Regions from separate parts of the Homo sapiens genome. Here region 1 is linked to region 2. A link is an interaction called in ENCODE POLR2A ChIA-PET data of the cell type or tissue named here. Cell type or tissue: PC-9. All regions are shown on one strand. Links, peaks and the distances in the headings refer to the core of each region. The heading gives the core; the rest is flanking DNA. Region 1 overlaps MORC2 (MORC family CW-type zinc finger 2). Region 2 has its middle 20 kb from the start of SMTN.

The links. Peaks named below come from ENCODE experiments on the same cell type or tissue, not always from the same donor. Only the 100,000 strongest peaks of a DNase experiment are listed, where the experiment ranks them.
Region 1: POLR2A ChIA-PET joins it to region 2 with 15 read pairs; 4 of 35 experiments call an interaction of 5 or more read pairs at or near these places.

What each region holds. Positions count from the first base shown.
Region 1 is chr22:30,923,612-30,932,206 of GRCh38, reverse strand. It overlaps MORC2 (MORC family CW-type zinc finger 2), which reads left to right. Exons shown (of 26, transcript NM_001303256.3): 25 at 4,000-4,188; 26 at 5,336-7,077. The coding sequence ends at 5,404. MORC2-AS1 (MORC2 antisense RNA 1) reads right to left here. Exons shown (of 2, transcript NR_026920.1): 2 at 5,553-7,478. Among named protein-coding and RNA genes, the nearest start is that of MORC2-AS1, 5.6 kb to the right of the region's middle. In PC-9, for the core only: no CTCF peak of the experiment used is centred there; no DNase peak of the experiment used is centred there.
Region 2 is chr22:31,056,084-31,066,280 of GRCh38, reverse strand. It overlaps the pseudogene RN7SL633P and a transcript of SMTN not described here. Among named protein-coding and RNA genes, the nearest start is that of SMTN, 20 kb to the left of the region's middle. In PC-9, for the core only: no CTCF peak of the experiment used is centred there; DNase peaks (open chromatin) are centred at 2,190 and 4,950; H3K4me3 peaks cover 1,605 bases; H3K27ac peaks cover 1,192 bases.

The DNA.
Region 1 (8,595 bases), core at 596-8,595, 130 kb after region 2:
AAGAAGAGGAGAGTTTATGATGTGGGAAAAAAATTGGCTTAGCTGGATATGACTCTGGTGTGCAGAAAGCCAACCCCTTCCCACCACAGGTGCTAGGAGTTGAGTCATCCCTTAGGGATAGCAGGTGTAGTTTGACATTTTATGACAAGCATACCCACTTTCTTCTGCCCCAGTAGAGGGAGTAAACCTGTCCCAGGCAACAGTGAAGAGCTGAGGCTCGAAGTGCATAGAACTTGACTCTCAGAAGGAGGTATAGAGAAACTTGTGATGTGTGGACATAAGCATTGGATCTTACTTAACCCAGCAAATGCTGAAGGGGTGCCTTGCCCAAGCAGGTGTCTGCTGGACCTCATAGTGAGCAGCAAAAGAGAGTCTTGCCTTCAAGAGGCTCAAGATTCAGTAGAGACTGAGTTGTTACCGGGTAGCTGGACATGGGGGCAGGAGCAGCGAGTGCTGAGAAAGTGGATAGAAAGGCTATGGAGGGCTGTGGTGGCCTGGGGGGCAGAGAGAGCAACTGAGTTGGAAGAAAATGTGCATTTTGCCAAGTGCCTGCCTGTGTAAGTGAAAAGGAGTGTTTGAGGTGGGGGCTTCTGTGAGCAAAGGCTCTGGGAGTGGGGTCCAGGCAACAGGCTGTGTGGTGAGCATTTAGGGTCAAGGGGCCTGAAAGTCAGGATCTGATGTGTCTTGAATCCCCAGTGTAAGTCATACTGGCTTAAACTCTGTATGAAGAGGACAGCCTGCAAAAGTTTTGAGCTGAAGGAACTGTCATCCAAACCATGTCTAGGGCAGAGGTCCACACATTTTTTTCTGTAGAGGGCCAGTTGGCAAGTAATTTCAGGTTCACAGGCTATACAGTCTCTGTGGCAACTCTGCCATTATAGCACGAAAGCAACCACAGACAGTATGTAAAGGAATGGATGTGCTGTGTTCCCACAAAGCTTTATTTACAAAAACACTTGGCAGGCTGATTCGGCCCAGGGGCTGTAATCTGCTGCCCCTTCCCCTAAGAGGGTGATTTGGGTAGCAGCGTGTTTGGGTAGAATGGGTGGATGGGAGATGCAGGGGCGAGGAGGCAGGTCCTATGTAAAAGGTCAGAGGTGAGGGAATGGGAACAGGAGTCAGCGTGGTGGCAGTGGGCTTGGGGGTGAAAGGGCTGTGTCAGAGGTCGTCAGGAGACTGATCATGGATTGTAGGCAAGTGACTCAGGTCTGTGGGAATTGGAGGTTGATGACAAAGCTATTAACTAGGAGAGAAAAATGGGTGAGTGCAATGAAGGTGACGAGTGGAGGTTTATGTGGCACCAGAAGTGCCCTCACTACGTTTCTGGTGATGTGCATTGTGCACGTGGAGATCAAGGACTGGCACTTGGAGGGAGGGGGAGGCCAGGGCTGGAGATGGGGCTCTGGGAATTGTCCACATGAAGTGGGATGATTTTTCTATTATAGGAATAGCTAAGTTTTCTAGGAAAGAGGTTCTAGAGAAAAGACAATGGGAATGGAAACTGCAGGATTAGTATATTCAAGATGTCGGGTCCTCGTGGGGCAGTTGTGTGCTTGATAAAGTTTGCCAGAGATAAAAACATGGAGTTTGTCTTTATTCTACTTTTTAAAATGTGAAATGAAGCAGGAGTTGAAGAAACTAAGGCTCAGAAAGGTAAAGAGTCTGTTGGTCAGTGACAGAGACCAGATTTGAACCCATGTACTTCTTAGGACTTGCTCTGCTCACGATGCTGCCTTGCTCTGCCAGCAAGATATGAGGGAGTGGTGCTCGGCGAGGGAGCTAGAAGGTGCAGAAATCACAGCTGCTGCACAGAAAGATCCATGCTTCAACTTTTGTCCTTGTTTAGGCTGCAGGTGCTCTCTGCAAATCCCAGGAGGAACAAGCAGCTAATAGGGTGGCTAGGTTGGCCTGGCATCTTGTCAGATTTGTTGATTTTGGTTTAAGGTTATTGCCAAACTCAGAGTAGAGCCTGGGTGCAGCAGGATCTCTGCAGTGGGCTTGAATGCCTGGGCCCAAACAAAGTGCATGAGTGTCTAAAAATAGTATATTAGGCTGGGTGTGGAGGCTCAGGCCTGTAATCCCAGCACTTTGGGAGGCTGAGGAAGGTGGATCACTTGAGGCCAGGAGTTTGAGACCAGCCTGGCCAATATGGTGAAACCCCATCTCTACTACAACGTACAAAAAATATTAGCCAGATGTTGTGGTGCATGCCTGTAATCCCAGCTACTTGGGAGGCCGAGGCATGAAAATCGCTTGAACCCGGGGAAAGGCAGAGGTTGTAGTAAGCTGAAATTGTGCCACTGGACTCCAGCCTGGGTGACAGAGCGAGACTGTGTCAAAAAAAAAGTATATTAGCTTCTTTTTGTACAAGGAGGTATAATACCAGTGTATCACCTTTGTCCTGCTAATTGTAATGTCTAAAATCACTCAAACTATTTTTTTTTTTGAGACAGAGTCTCGTTCTGTTGCCCAGACTAGAGTGCAGTGGCGCAATCTCGGCTCACTGCCAGCTCTGCCTCCCGGGTTCACACCATTCTCCTGCCTCAGCCTCCTGCCTCAGCCTCCTGAGTAGCTGGGACTACAGGCACCCGCCACCACGCCTGGCTAATTTTTTATATTTTTAGTAGAGATGGGGTTTCACCGTGTTAGCCAGGATGGTCTCGATCTCCTGACCTCGTGATCCACCTGCCTCGGCCTCCCAAAGTGCTGGGATTACAGGTGTGAGGCACCACGCCTGGCCATCACTCAAACTATTTTTTTAGCATCAGGGATAAAACAAAGTCTACTGTTCATTATGTCCTTGTCAGTTACGTCCTTTATACCATATGGATCAGGAGTTCCATAGAGCCTCAGGAGCCCTGCAATATTAAAGTATCATTTTTTCAAAAAAACTAATGTAACAATTATATGTGAATCTACAGTTACCTCAAAATAATTAAGAAAAAATTATTACAAACCATGTCTACTTTCAAGATGTTGTATACTGAATTTTAATACTTTGGAGATTGCTCCAGTATTTATTTTGTGCTGCCAAGGCAATTACTGTTTTGTGTAGAACTAGAAGTTTCTCTTGCTATCTTGGTTTAGTAGGATAAGGTGAATGACACAGTTAAATACTTGCCAGTAACAGTTTTTAAAAATGGCATCTAGAAGCCTCTCCAGGCTAGGCAGCTAATGCATCTTTACAGAAGTAAACACCAGAGTTGATAAGACTGCAGCAGCCAGCTAGCACCTGCTGGTTGTGGCGTGTGTGTTCATCACAGTGGCCTCATGATTCTCAGTGATTTACGAGTAAGTCATGTTATAAATTTGAACTTGGAAAATAAATTGAACCTAAAGAGATACTACTTAACATTGTTTTTCACACTGAGATTCCATGTGACATTTCATTTGAAACAAGTATTCTGCTCCCTTTTATAAGTCTGAAAAGCCACTAGAAAAACTGCTTGTTTCCCTTCCTACCTCTCCCCCTGGAGGTTTCAGGTACTCAGGGAAAATAGTAAAAAGCTCTGATGCTGTAGAAGTATATACTACTCCACAGATCTGGAGATATCTGCTGTTGGTTGGTAGGTGGAAAGAGAACTGACATGAGCGCTGACATTGTTGGGTATGTCTTGGAAGTGGGTGGTTGAAAGGGCTGTACTGAAGTCAGACAGGTTATGATTGAGCATGGAAGAGCGATTCTGTCATCCTTTTTTGTCACTTGGAATGGTAAGAATCGCCCCTCACGCGTCCTCACGGCCTGCTGTCTGCCAGAGCACTGTGCTGAGTGCTTCACCTGTGTGCTAATTGTCTTCTTCCTTGTGGCAGCCCCACAAGATAGGCATTGATGTCTCTCTACTCTGGACGTAAAGAGGCTGTTTGCCCTTTGTATCTAAGATGTTCCTTCAGACCAGGCATCCTTGGGTAAAGCGGGCTGGAGACACCCGTGTCAGCCTAGAAGGGCCCTGGGGACCCCTGTGAACTTACACACTCTCCCTCTTGCTCTGCTCCCAACAGAAGGAGTACTTCAAGCAATATGAAGTAGGGCTCCAAAACCTGTGCAATTCCTACCAGAGCCGTGCTGACTCCCGGGCCAAGGCCTCCGAGGAAAGCCTGCGCACCTCCGAGAGGAAGCTCCGCGAGACGGAGGAGAAGCTGCAGAAGCTGAGGACCAACATCGTGGCACTCCTGCAAAAGGTGCAGGAGGTGAGCCCGGCAGCCTTCCTGTTGCAGCTGGACCACCTGGTCTCTCAGGGAGGGGGGCCTGGGCCCTGTTCCTGTTCTCACAAGAATCTATCCACTCACAGGAATCTATGGTTCTCACCCTGGCTGCACAGCACCCTGGCAGGAGGGCTTGAGATGGTGTGGCTGCCTGGTCCTCAGCCCAGCCAGACCCATAGAACCAGGCTTTTTCCCTTTAGACATTCCGACGTACAACCTGGTTTGAGAACCCTCCAAGCCATAAAAACGAAGTTCTTTTCCACATGACGCCCAGATGGGATTGGGTAGCCCAGAAGTGGGGAGCACCCCTTAGCCTGTTGGCCCTTCATCCAGGCAATAAGCATGAGGGCCTGCTCTGTGCCTGTCCTGTGGATACAGAATGAACAAGACAAGCCAGAGAAGGTTCCTGCTCTCACAGCCTGCCAGTCTGGTGGAAGAGAGAGAATTACTGATGGTGGTTCATAAGGAGATACAGTAAAGTGTGGGGAGGCCACTTGACTAGGGTGTTCAGGGGCTTAGGCATTTGGAGACACTGGAAGCCAGTCATGCAAAGAGTGTGACACGAGCATTCCAGGCAGAAGGAAGAAGAGCAGGACTTGAGGCCTGAGCAGGGACTTGGGGGCGGTAGGGGCAGAGGCAGGGCTTGAAAGTTGTGGGGTTTGATCCCGAGAACAGTGGAGATCACTGGAGGGGTGTGGCATGATGCAGTTTTCAGTCTCAGACATGTACCTGCTTGGTTGGAGGAGGCCTGGAGGGGTCAAAGTTAGAACCAGAGCCTCCTGTGAGGAGGCTCCCACAGTTGTCTGAGACAGTGGTGGCCTGGACCTTGGGCAGTGACAGAGAAGGGAGAGAAGTGGGCATATTTGTAGTATCTGAGGGAAATATACATCTAAGACAATTGGGAACATGGGGTAGAGGCAGGGTGGGCGTAGGAAATCTGGGCATCATCTGTGCACAATAGATGAGGGAGGGGAGAGTGATTAAGACAGGACAGAAGCCTGACATCCAGGGCGGGGTGGGAGGTCAGGGAGAGGACTCTGGGCTCCATCCCAGGAGCTGAGAGAAGGGTGGAAAGGTGAGCCCCCCAATCACTTTCTGGCCCCCAGTTGATCCCTACCCTGCTCTATTCCAGGACATAGACATCAACACAGATGATGAGCTGGACGCCTACATTGAGGACCTCATCACCAAGGGGGACTGAAGGCAGGAGAGAGAGCAGCTCCCCTGCCCACCTGCCCCTCAACCCTGTAGCTGCAGGGGGAGGGGACTTCATTCATGGGTTGGTGGTCGCACCTTGGTTTGACTTACACGGGACATTTGTGTTTTTGGAGGAAAAGATACCCTGATTCTTTGAATCTTCCTTAAGTTTATAAATATTTATTTTTTAAAAGAAGATGCTGTGCCTGTGAGACCATACTTTTTTTTTTTTTTTTTTTTTTTTTTTTTTTTTTTTGGTGACTGCAAAGGACAGAGAACCTTTCCACTTTGGCCATACTGGGTTGCTAAGCCGGAGCCATTTCAGCTCCTGGCTCCTCAAGATAACGGCGAGTCCAGTGCCATCTTGGAGAAGCTCCAGGGGCAGGGCTGACTTTTCTCCTACAGGAGGAACAATGTGGGGATCTGAGGGATGGGAGGGAGACTTCCCCCTAGAGTGGTGGTCCTGCTGGGGGCTCATATCCAGGGACCCAAAAGGGGGGCTGTGTAGGAGGTTCCACATTGGAGGGGCTCTCTCTCTCGCAGCTGTCAGAGTTGGTCCTGGCTGTGGCGTCCAAACAGCTTGAGGGAAAAAGATCCTGTCTAACCACCTCATCTACTACTCAAGTTCTTTCTGAAGGAGGGATTTCTTCAGTTAACCATGGACAGTGAGGTTTCTCACCACAGTAACTTGAGTCCAGGTTGAGGGGGAGACAGATCTGTGGTAAATCTCTGACTTGGGCAGCACACTGAGTGTGGAACCCCACAGGACTCCTTAGGGAAGGAGCTTGTGTGTGAAAGAACCCCTGGGGCTGAGCTGGTGACCTCCATGTGTGGGTGCAGCAGGGCCTTGGATGGTGCCAATTGATCTGGACAGCCTGTTGATGCTTTTCTACTTCCACCCTTCGGCCTGGCCCCACTGAGCCCCATCAAGGTGCCTGAAGAGGGGGCCAGTGAGATCCCGTGGCCACAGGGACTCCAGAGGCATCTCTGCAGGAAGCACACCATGCCTTCCCTCCATGTTCCATCACGGCGCCACAATCTGTGTCCCTTAACTTCTCAGGGTCAAAGACAAAGGCAAGCGTTGCTGAATTTTCTCTTTAATGGCCATTGGAAGAGTCTGGTTCAGTTTTTCCCAACTCTCTTCCCACTCGTATTTGGGGCCTCTGGGTTTTCTGAAGGCACAAGGACTGTGACTTTGTACCACTAACCTGTGGTTCAAACCTGGGTGTGTTTCTGGCATCTCCCTAACCCAGATCAGCAATGGCCACCCTGCTCCTCTGAGGTCAGCAGAAGACTGGGAAGCAGAGGTGAGGGATGCAGGCCACACTGGAATGGGAAGTCTTTTCCCCACTGGATGTGCCTGTCTGGTGGGTTTTGGACCTTCCCAGACTACATCTCTAGGAGAGGCCTGTTTGGAGTAGTACACTGAGAGACCCTGGCCTCTTCTGCTGGAAGACTGTCCAAGTCTTGGGGTTTCTTGAGCTGGTGATTCCTCTGCCATCCTGCTCTCTCTCTTCATCTCAGGCAGCATGGGGTCCACTTTTGTCCCCAAACCTAATGTTTTAATCCAAATGCAAATTGGTTCCACATTTTTACTGGAGGGTAATCAGTTTTTAAAATTCACACACATGTAATCGAAACGCAATACTATAAAGTTCTACTGGTGAGACTCCTGAACTCAGTCTGTTTTCTTAGTAAAATCCAGCACCTTCCTTCTCTTCATTCTTTGTATCACTGTGGCTTTAAACTGTCTTCAAGTTATTCCTCCTCATCACCTCCATTGTTTTATCTTCACCCCCTTAACATCCACAGAAACAGACTGGAGTTCTTGAATGTTTTAGCTTCAACTTCTACATGTGCCCACTTTGCTTTGTTAATGCTACCACAGCTGTGCTGAATGAAGCCTGTTTCCCAGGCAGAGATCCTGCCACTCTGGATGGGAAGATAAAATGCAGGGGTCCTCTTTCCTGGTTTCCTGGGAACATCAAGGGACAGGTGACCAGCTTGGAACTCTTTGATGACTTGGAAGGAGGAAGATGGTCTGGCTGATCTGTGGTGAGAAGGTCCTTTGCACAAGGCTGCAAGAAAGTGAAGGGCAGCAATGCTGGTGTTTAAAGAACGAGAGGGGTGGGGACTCTAGGGTGTTTTGTTTGAGATGGGGGTCTCGCCCTGGTCACCTAGGCTGGAGTGCAGTGGCACGATCTTGGCTCACTGATACATCTGCCTTCCAGGCTCAAGTGATCTCCCACCTTAGCCTCCCAGGTAGCTGGAACCACAGGCACACACCATCATGCCTGGCGAATTTTTTTTGTATTTTTGGTAGAGTTTCGTCATGTTGCTTAGGATGGTCTCAAACTCCTGAGCTCAAGTGATCCACCTGCCTCGGCCTCCCAGAGTGCTGGGATTACAGTGTGAGCCACCATGCCTCACCTAGGGTGTTTGGTTTTTAAGTGAAACATGCACATGGTAAACATTAAAACCGTCTAAAAGGCTGGACCATGAAAAGCAAGGCTCCCTTCTCCCACCCAATCCCTGAATTCTCCCTGGAGAGTATCCCTCCTAAGTGCACGCACTTCCACTCTGTTCCATTTCTGCCTGTTAAAACTACTTAGTGCAGCTTAGTGTAGTGGAACCTGCTTCAGAATAACCCATATGGGTCTTCTTTATTCTCATGAACCACAGAGCATTTCATGTGTTGGATATATTGTCTCCTACTTACGGACATTTGGGGTTGTTTCTGTTTTTGTTTGTTTTGTGACGGACTCTTGCTCTGTCACCCAGGCTGGAGTGCAGTGGCACAGTCTCGGCTCATTGCAACCTTCACCTCCTGGGTTCCAGCGATTCTCCCCTCTCAGCCTCCCAAGTAGCTGGGACTACAGGTGCGTGCCACCATGCCCAGCTAATTTTTGTATTTTTTGGTAAAGACAGGGTTTCACCATGTTGGCCAGGCTGGTCTCAAACTCCTGATCTCAAGTGATTTGCCCGCCTTGGCTGGGATTACAGGCATGAGCCACTGCACCCGGCCAGTCACCATTTTCATCCGGTAACTTGCAATGCACCAGGCCTTACCAGGGCCACTGTTGGGTTCAGCGGACATTTCCTTCTTCAAGCTGGCAAGGCCTCAGACAAGTCACTGCCCATTTTGGCTCCTGTTCCTCCTCTAAAATAACGGAGTTGGGTGATGGCAGAGGCTTT
Region 2 (10,197 bases), core at 874-8,873:
TTCCTTTTTAGGGCCAAAGCATTATTATTGGAGGAAGGCAATCCCTACTTCTCCCACTTATTTCTGCCATAGGAGGAAGGTTCTCCTGCCCAACACCCACAGGCCCAGGCACCTGGAGGCAACTCTAAAAACAGCAGGAGACTACTGAAGGAAATTGTCCATCTCTATGAGGCGCTCCTTGTGTCTCCAAAATTTATTAAATGACATCACAGTAAGGCTTGGCAAGTAGGATAAGGGAGTTAGACCAGGGAGGACAGACAGAAGTCTGCAGGCCTGAACACAGGCAGGAAGGAAAAGGGAAATGCAAACAGGAGAGGAGAGGCCAGAGCTGAGCACTGCAGAAGGAGAATGAACAACCCTAGTTTGTATTACAGAACACGTTCACAAGTACGGTCTGCCTTTATCCTCAGCAGTTCTTACTGGTAAGATATAATGATATCCATTTTATAGATAAGGATCCTAAAGCCCAGCAAGGTCATGGATCTACACATAACTGAGCCACACATCTTAGATCAGTGCTTTTTCTGCTTGGCACACCCCACAGGGACTGGCACATAATGGGTAAAGAGTTGACATTTACTGAAGAAAAGTAGACGGCATGCATTTGACAGCACTTAAAAAAAAAAATGTAGGCCAGGCGCGGTGGCTCACGTCTGTAATCCCAACACTTTGGGAGGCCGAGGTGGGCGAATCACCTGAGGTCAGGAGTTTGAGACCAGCCTGGCCAACATGGTGAAACCACGTCTCTACTAAAAAATACAAAAATTAGCCAGGCATGGTGGTGGGCCCCTGTAATCCCAGCTACTCGGAAGGCTGAGGCAGGAGAATCGCTTGAACCCAAGAGGCAGAGGTTGCAGTGAGCCGAAATGGCACCACTGCACTCCACCCTGGGTGACAGAAGGAGATTTCATTTCAAAAAAACAAACAAACATACCGTAAATGTCAAGAAATTTACATTTTTGCATGGTCTTATTATCTCCCCACAAGATAATTACTAATTACAAAAGGACACTTATTATAAAATTATAAAAGAGAAACCCAGCAGATAACCTCTTTAACCACATGATCAGTGTTAACATGCCCAGTAATAAGTCATATCAACAGAAAGTAGCCCCTGATCTGATGCACTAAGAAGGGCATAACGTTACTTCTGTGATATTCTTGCCAAAAGTGCATAAGCTCAATCTAATCACCAAAAAAAAAATCAGACATTCAAATTGAGGGATATTCTATAAAATGACTGAACAGTACGTGTCAGGGTCATTTGAGAAAAAAAGCGAGAGGCTGAGGAGCTGTCATAGATTAGAGAAGACTAAGAAGACATTACAACTAAATGCAATGTTGGACCTTGGATTAGATCAAAAGGAAAACAGCTAAAATTCAAATAAGGTATGTAGGTTACTGTACCAGTGTTAATTTCCTGGTTCTGATAATTGTACTAAGGTGAGGTAAGATGTTCCTATCAGGGAAAGCTAGGTGAAGGTGTAGGAAATGAAGAGTTTAGGATAACTCTGAACTATTTTTGCAACGTTTCTGTAAGTCTAAAATTATTTCAAAATTAAACACCAAAATAACTATAAAATATAATTTATATATGAATTATATCTAAATTTTGAAAACTATAGCTAGGTGTGGTGGTGTGCACCTGTAGTCCCAGCTACTCTGGAGGCTGGGGCTGGAGGGCCGCTTGAGCCCAGGAGTTCAAGGCTGCAATGAGCTATGATCGCACTGCACTCCAGTCTGGGAGGGAGAGCGAGACACACCATCTGTAAAAATAAAAAACCTATGAAATCTTGACAAAGTGAGACATTCATATTTAATTCTTTCGGATGCTATCTTCTCCATTACCAGGGATCATCTTTCTTTTCTAATGTGAGGTGGCATTTAGAATCTCTGTACGTTCCAGATGATTCTCGGCTTCAAGACCCAGCTCGAATGCCACCTCTTCCAAGAAGCTCTGACTGATCACCACAGTTGCACAGCTAGAAATTGTGTCTTCATCCCCTAAATGCCCATGACATTTTTTGTGCGCATCTATTAGGGCATTTATCATCTCCATAGTGGACATCTATGGTATTCTCTTCCCAGCTCACCTGCCCAGTTCTGCTTCTTCCTCTTCTGACTCCAACCATGCCGTTCTCATGGGAGCTGCCATGTTGTTACAGACCCCACAGCTGATTGGTCCAGAGATAGACATCTGACCCAGCTGGGCCAATCAGACACCTTCCCTGTTTTTGTGGCAGTTGCTTTCTTTTTTCTTTCTCACTGAAACTGAGTTAAGTTTAACCTAAAGCTTCTTCCTTACCTGTTGTATATTAATTTGGGTCTAAAGGTTTCTCCATACATTGTGAACTGTAATCTAATTAGGTATGTAAACAGACCGTAAGGTACTCTTGTAACAAGTGGCTAGGTCTCATCCAGTCACAGCTGCTGAGTTTCAGCCAATTGCAGGCCGACCACAGTTCAAACAGTGTACCAATAATGCCAACCGTAACCAATCTAGCTGTTTCTGTACCCCACTTCTGTTTTCTGTATGTAACTTTCCTTTTTCTGTCCATAAATGTAATCTGACCCTTGTGGCAGTCTCTGAGTTGCTGTGAACCTATCCTGGTTCTGCAAGGCTCTGGATTTGTGAATTGCTCTTTCTGCAGTTACACTTTGTTAAATTTAATTTGCCTAAAGTGCCCCCCCCTCCACCGCCAATTAGAGGTAGGGACTCGCTATGTTGCCCAGACTGGACTCAAACTCCTGGGCTCAAGCGATCCTCCCACCTCAGCCTCCCAAGTAGCTGGGACTACAGGCTCGTGCCACCGTACCTAGTTCAGAGTTTTTCTGGTAACATTAGCCACCATGTTCTCTGCCACATGGAGGAACCCTGTCTGTAACTAGAGTGAGAAGACAGCTAAGGCAGAGAGAGAAGCAGAGACACAGAATGAGGAGAGAGAGAGAGAAGAGAGAGAGAGAGTGCATGCAAATGGGCTGATTCCACCTGTTCTTGAAGTTTTCTGTCCTTGCCAAGAGTGGTTGTTTGGTTGATCCCTAGTCACTACATAACCCTCAGAATCCAAAAAATCTTCTGGTAAAACCCTCTTCCAATAAATCTTTTTTTTTAAATTAAGTAATTAGAAGAGTTTTATGTGGTTCTCATCCCAAGTTGCAATGAGCTACTCTGAGTTATTTGCATACATGTTTTCTCTCTCCTACTCATCTGAGGGTTGCCAAATGCCCATCTTAGATACAGTTCTCACTGGCCCAAGGCTAGTGAGAAAACTAGGACAACATAGTGAGTCACTTACATAGGTAATTTTTAAAATTGCCAAATTCTGGGATTAGTCCTTGTTATTGAATTTTATGAGATGATGGTAACAGCAGAAAGTAGCAATTTATTTTTCCTTTTAATATTCTTTGACAAATAACAAGATGTTGGCAATTGTGTACCCCAATTTAGGAAAAAACTTTACTGGGACATGAAATCCCAGTGAAGTGCTGGCCAGGTAATGATTCCTCTGGGTGGGGCCCCCTCTTGGCTCTCAGCAGAGAGCCTTGTAAATGAGTGAGATGAGCTAATGGCTGTAGGGAGCTGTTCTGGTCTCCTGTGTCTTGTAGGAATACGATCTGATTTAGAACAGTTACAGCTTATTCATTCCCCCAGTTCTTTTACGATTTTTCAAGGAGGCTTACTTTTTATTTTTATTTTTTTACTTATTTGCAAAATACCCTATTAGTCCTGCAGGGCCCTTCCTTTCAAATTGATCTCATGTTGATTTTCTCTTTAATCCTAATCACCTGTGTAGGTGTGAGAGTTGAGGTGAAGTCTCCCATCTGGGAAGGTTGAGGGGTCGAGGGTCAGCTCGCTGTGGTGGGGAAACAGCACTGGGGTGGGAGTCAGACAGCACTGTTGTCCACCTATGGTTTCTCCTCTTGCTGGTTGCAAGGCCTCAAGCAACTTGCTTCATTTCTCTGAGCCTCAGTTTCCCCGTCTGTGACATGGGGATGATATCTAGCCTACCTTTTGCACAGGGCTGTTGCAAAGGGTTGAATAAGGCTTTGGTGGCAATTTGGAGCTGAAGGAGGCAGCAGGGGATGGGACAGGTGCCCAGTGTTGTTTTATAGAAGCTGCTAGGGGCCGGGTGTGGTGGTTCATGCCTGTAATCCCAGCACTTTGGGAAGCTGAGGCGGGTGGATCACTTGAGGTCAGGAGTTCCAGACCAGCCCGGCCAACATGGTGAAACCCCGTCTCTACTAAAAATACAAAAATTAGCCCGGTGTGGTTGCATCCGCCTGTAATTCCAGCTACTCAGGAGGCTGAGGTAGAAGAATCACTTGAACCTGGGAGGTGGAGGCTACAGTGAGCCAAGATCACACCACTGCACTCCAGCCTGAGCGACAGAGCAAGACTCCATCACAAAAAATAAAAATAAAAATAAAAATAGAAGCTGATAGGGTATATCTGAGGGGGAAAAGATTCAATAACAGAAATTGAAATGTAGGTAAGCGTGAGGAAGTTGTAAGCACTTCCTAGCTCTGTCTTTTTTTTTTTTTTTTTTGAGACGGAGTTTCACTCTTGTTGCCCAGGGTAAAGTGCAGTGGCGTGATCTCGGCTCACGGCAACCTCCACCTTCTGGGGTCAAGCGATTCTCCTGCCTCAGCCTCCCGAGTAGATGGGATCCACTTCCCAGGTTCAAGCGATTCTCCTGCCTCGGCCTCCCGAGTAGCTGGGATTACAGGCATGCGCCACCATGCCCAGCTAATTTTGTACTTTTAGTAGAGACAGGGTTTCTCCATGTTGATCAGGCTGGTCTCGAACTCGCGAGCTCAGGTGATCCACCCACCTCAGCCTCCCAAAGTGCTGGGATTACAGGTGTGAGCCACTGCACCCGGTCTCTAGCTCTGTCTCTTACTTGAATGTGATCTCACCCTGTGTGACTCAGCTTCCTCATTTGGAAATCCAGGTCTCACAGTCAGGAAGTAACTTTTTGGATACCTTACACTGAACACTGAAGGTTGCATAAGAGTTGGTTACAGGCTGGGTGCAGTGGCTCATGCCTGTAATCCTAGCACTTTGGGAGGCTGAAGTAGGTGGCTCATCTGAAGACAGGAGTTTGAGACCAGCCTGGCCAACATGGCGAAACCCCGACTCTATTAAAAATACAAAAATTAGCCAGGTGTGGTGGCACTTGCCTGTAATCCCAGCTACTCGGGAGGTTGAGGCAGGAGAATCTCTGGAACCCGGGAGGCAGAGGCTGCAGTGAGCAAAGATTGCACCACTGCACTCCAGCTGGAGACAGAGCAAGACTCCGTCTCAAAAAAAAAAGAGATACACTCCAGGTAGATGGGACTGCATGAGCAGCGGCTTGGGTTAGAAATTACGGCAGCATGGATGAGAGACACCGTTCTCATGTATTTTGTTTCAGGAGGACAATAATAATACTTGTTTATTGTGATGACAATTAAATAAGATAATGCAGGTAAGGTGCTTAGCAGAGGCTTGTACATAACCAACTCAGTAATGGTGCTTGTTTTTACCGCCATTTTTGTTGTTGTTTTTACAAATAAAGAAAACAAAGGCTCTGATAGGTGATATGTAGGCCAGGCACACAGCTATTGGTTGTTGAGCAGGATTTGAACCCACAGCTTTTATTTATTTATTTACTTATTTATTTACATTTTTAAATTTAATTTAATTAATTTTTTTTTTGAGATAGGGTCTCACTCATTGCCCAGGCTGCAGTGCAGTGATGTGATCTCAGCTCACTGCAACCTCTGCCTCCCGGGTTCAAGTGATTCTCCTGCCTTAGCCTCCTGAGTAGCTGGGACCACAGGCACATGACATCATGACCAGCTAATTTTTATATTCTTAGTAAAGACAGGGTTTCGCCATATCGGCCAGGCTGGTCTTGAACTCCTGACCTCAAGTGATCCGCCTGCCTTGGCCTCCTAAAGTGCTGGGATTACAGGCGTGAGCCCACTGCGCACAGCCTATTTATTTACTTTTAGAGACAGAGTCTCACTATGTTGTCTAGGGTGGAATGCAGTGGCTATTCACAGTCACAATCCCACCACTGATCAGCACAGTTTTGACCTGCTCCATTTTCATCTTGGGCCTGTTCACCCCTCCTTAGACACCCCTGCTTACAGGAGGTCACCATATTGAAGCTGAACTTAGCACAGACACTCGATCAATATAGTACACTACAGCCTAGAACTCTTGGGCTCAAGAATCCCTAGGCTTATCCTCCTGCCTCAGCCTTCCGAGGAGCGCGAACCACAGGGACACACCACTGTTCCCAGCACCATATCTTCTTGACAGAGACCAGGCTCTGAACCACTGTGTTCAAGTTACCCCACTGTGGGGCCTCTGTTCCTGCCCTAGGGGCCTCCCTGACTCAGCAACTGTGGGTGGCCTTGCTTCTGTGCCTGGACAGCAGAGGAGGTGAGAAGCCTTCCAGTGCCTTGAAAACTAAATACGGCCAGGCCAGGCCTCTGAGGCCCGACCCTCAGGCTTGGCCTGCTCCTGCCTGCTCATATGGGCTGTGGGGCGCTACTCCCTACTCAACTTCCTGGCTCTGCTCCAGGGGGCTCTGGCAGAACCTCCATCCAGATCCTCCTTCTCAGGATCTTGTTGGGAAAAATACTAAAAGAGAACATAAAATGAATGCCTCTTATCCATGCTGCAATAATTCCTAATTCTAAGACTTTGCTCAAGTAATTTGGTCCATGGAGTACCTCTCTAATCAGTGCTTAATGTGTCTTTGGTGGCCAGTGTGAGCTATCAGGAAGAGTTACTTTATAACTGTGAGACCTGCAGTAAGTCACTCATCTCATCCATCCACCCATCCATCCATCCATCCATCTACCCACCCATTGGGCACCTACCTGTGCCAAACACATTACATACAGACTCTTCTTCCAGACCGGAAACTCCATGAGAATTGCAGACCAGGTGTCAAAAGATAATTATTCAGGGCAGGCATGGTGGCTCACGCCTGTAATCCCAGCTCTTTGGGAGGCCGAGGTGGGCGGATCACTTGAGGTCAGGAGTTTGAGACCAGCCTGGCCAACATGGTGAAACCCTGCCTCTACTAGTAATGCAAAAATTAGCCAGGCATGGTGGCATGCATCTGTAATCCCAGCCACTTGGGAGGCTGAGACAGAGGAATCACTTGAATCCAGGAGGTAGAGGTTGCAGTGAGCCAAGATCGTGCCATTGCACTCCAGTCTAGGCAACAGAGTAAGACTCTGTCTCAAAAAAAAAAAAAGAAAAAAGAAAGATAATTATTCAACCAATATCCATGTGTCTCAATGTGTCTCCTCCAATTTATATATTGAAACGTAATCTGCAATGTGGTAGTATTAAGAGGTGGGACTTTTGGGGGCGATCACTTCATGAAGCTCCATCCTTATAAATGGGATTAGTGCCCTTATAAAAGAAGCCTGAGGGAGTTTGTTCACCCCTTCTACCATGTAAAGACATAGAAGACGTCATCTATGAGGAACAGGCCCTCATTGACACCCAATCTACTGACACCTTGTTCTTGGATTTCTCAGCCTCTAGAACTATGAGCAACATATTTCTGTTGTTTATATATTACTGAGTCTGAGGTATTTTGTTATAACAACAGGAGCAGACTAAGACAATGAACCAATGGGCCAAGGCTTGTCCTTACTACAGTCCTGGTAAGGCTGTTATCATTATCACCCCCATTTCACAGTTGAGAAGCCCGACACTCAGAGAGGGGAAGTACAAAGAACATACAGCCAGAGATGAGTGGAGCTGAGACTTGGCCAAGTTCTTAACCCTCCTAACAAAGGGAGGAACCATGCTGAGGGGCAGGCCCTGGAGGAGGACACGGACCATTTCTCCTTCAGCTCTTGGCTTCCTTGGTGGGAAGTGGATTAATTCTTTCTCTTGTCTCCCTCCTAACCAAGCCTTTGAGGGTGCCCAGCTCAGAGTCTACAAAGTCCTTTTCAAGGTTTCCAGAGCCCTCCTCTCAGCCCTGTAGGGGATTCAGGGCGGGGGGACCTTCCCCATGGTTCAGATGGGAGAATTGAGGCCTCTGTACTGCCCACAGTCACATGCCATATTAGGGGCCTGGAATCTCATGCTTCAAGAAACTGAGCATGGAACTGGCTGCTAGATATTTCCTGTAGGTGTGGTATGAAGCGCTTAGAGTCTGACAGGTCCTAGCTCTGCCACTTACAAGTTATGCAGTCTTAGAGGAATCACTTCACCCCTCTGAACCGCAGACTTCTCCCCTGAATAGTGAGGACAGTGCTAGTACCTATTTGAGAGATGTTGGGAGGATGAAATGAAAGAATGCTTGTGAAGCACTTAGCGTAGTACCTGGAACATAGTGAGTGCTCCAACAATGAGGTTATGATGGTACGAAGTACCTAAAACAGAACATCAGACTGGTAGGAGTATCCATGCTGAGGGTAATATTAGCTAATGTTTCTCTTTTTTTGAGACAGAATCTCGCTCTGTCACCCAGGCTGGAGTGCAATGGCCTGATCTCGGCTCACTTCAACCTCCACTTCCCAGGTTCAAGCAATTCTCCTGCCTCAGCCTCCCATGTAGCTGGGATTACAGGCACAAGCCACTATGCCCAGCTAATTTTTGTATTTTTAGTAGAGACAGGGTTTCACTGTGTTGGCCAGGCTGGTCTCCAACTCCTGGCCTCAAGTGATCCGCCCTCCTTGGCCTCCCAAATTGTTAGGATTACAGGCGTGAGCCACCATGCCTGGCCAGCTAATGTCTTTTTTATTGCTACTATGTACCAGACACAGTCATCTGGACAATATCCCTCTAACTTAGTGCCATTTTACAGATGTGATAACTAAGGCTTGAAATTGACTTGCCCTAGCTCCTTGCCCAGCAAGAGGAAGAGTCTGGGCCTGAACCTGAGTCTAAGTCCATGATCTCAGGAGCTCTGATCCACTGTCTTGGATTCTCCAACTCCATTATGTTGAAGCCAAGAGAGGAAAAGGGAGTTTCTCAGGGCACCATGGAAGGTGGGGGTAGGGCAGACCACACTGGGGAGGAATTTTTTCTTCCTGGCAGCTCTTCATGGGTCTGGATAATTCTCCAGCTTTAGGATTAAGGCAGAGCCTGACTAGCACATTCATAGTCCTCTGGAAGGATCCAGGGATCTGGCTTTTAGTCTCAGGCCAGCTAGCAGATTCCATTTCCACTCCCCCGACCCGAGCTTTAATGACACCTTCAGCCCCTACTCTACTCTGTGACTGCCCGTTCCCCACCCCCAGCTTTAATGCATGGGGGCCCCCTTTTTTAATCGGCTGAACCTTTAGCCAAAGAAAACTCTTTGGTGCCCGCAAAACCAGCCAGCTGCCCTGGAATGTTGGAGGGGGGTCATCAAGCTGTTTGTGAGCTGCTGGCAGAGAAAGGTGAACAGCTACCTTTTTGGGGGGAAAGTCAGAACATCATCTGTGGGAAAAGATCTAGGGCAGACCAGCTCAGAGGCTTGGGCCTCAGTTTCCCATATTCACCACCATGGCATGTATGGGGGATGAATAACTTCAGCTAAAGATTCAAGAACTATTGTTTGGGTGCTTGCTACATGCCAGGTACTGCACTGGCTGCTGCAGACACATCGGGGACAGAGTTAAGCCCTGTCCTTGGGGGCTGACATTCTAGCAGAAGGCAGTCGCTCAGTAAGTTTCCCAACAGGCTAGAGGCAGGTGCCTCAGGCCCATAAGACCTGATCAACACACTTGTGGCTGGATAGGTTTCAGAATTCATTTTTGTTTTTTTCAGCCAGGGTCTCGGTCTGTTATTCAGGCTGGAGTGCAGTGGCACAGTCATGGCTCACTGCAACCTCAAACTCCTGGGCTCAAGTGATCCTCCCGCCTCGGCCTCCCAAAGTGCTGGGATTACAGGCATGAGCCACTGCTCCCAGCCTCAGAATTCAGGATTTTTTTAGATTTTAAAAGGTAATCCAGTGGGGTCTGGATCCATCCATCTCCAATGAAACATACGAATATTTCTGTAGCTAGAAGTGTGAGTATTGACTCTAAGTGAAATGAACAGATTGCACACCCTCAGTCAATCCAGGTCAGATATTGCTCCTGAATGAGTTTTCACTAAGTGTGCAGAAAAGCCTCTGGCTGTCTGAATTTTCTGAACTTGGAGCTGTAGGTATGAGATTGAGGGCCTGATTCCTCTTCCCATTGTACAGA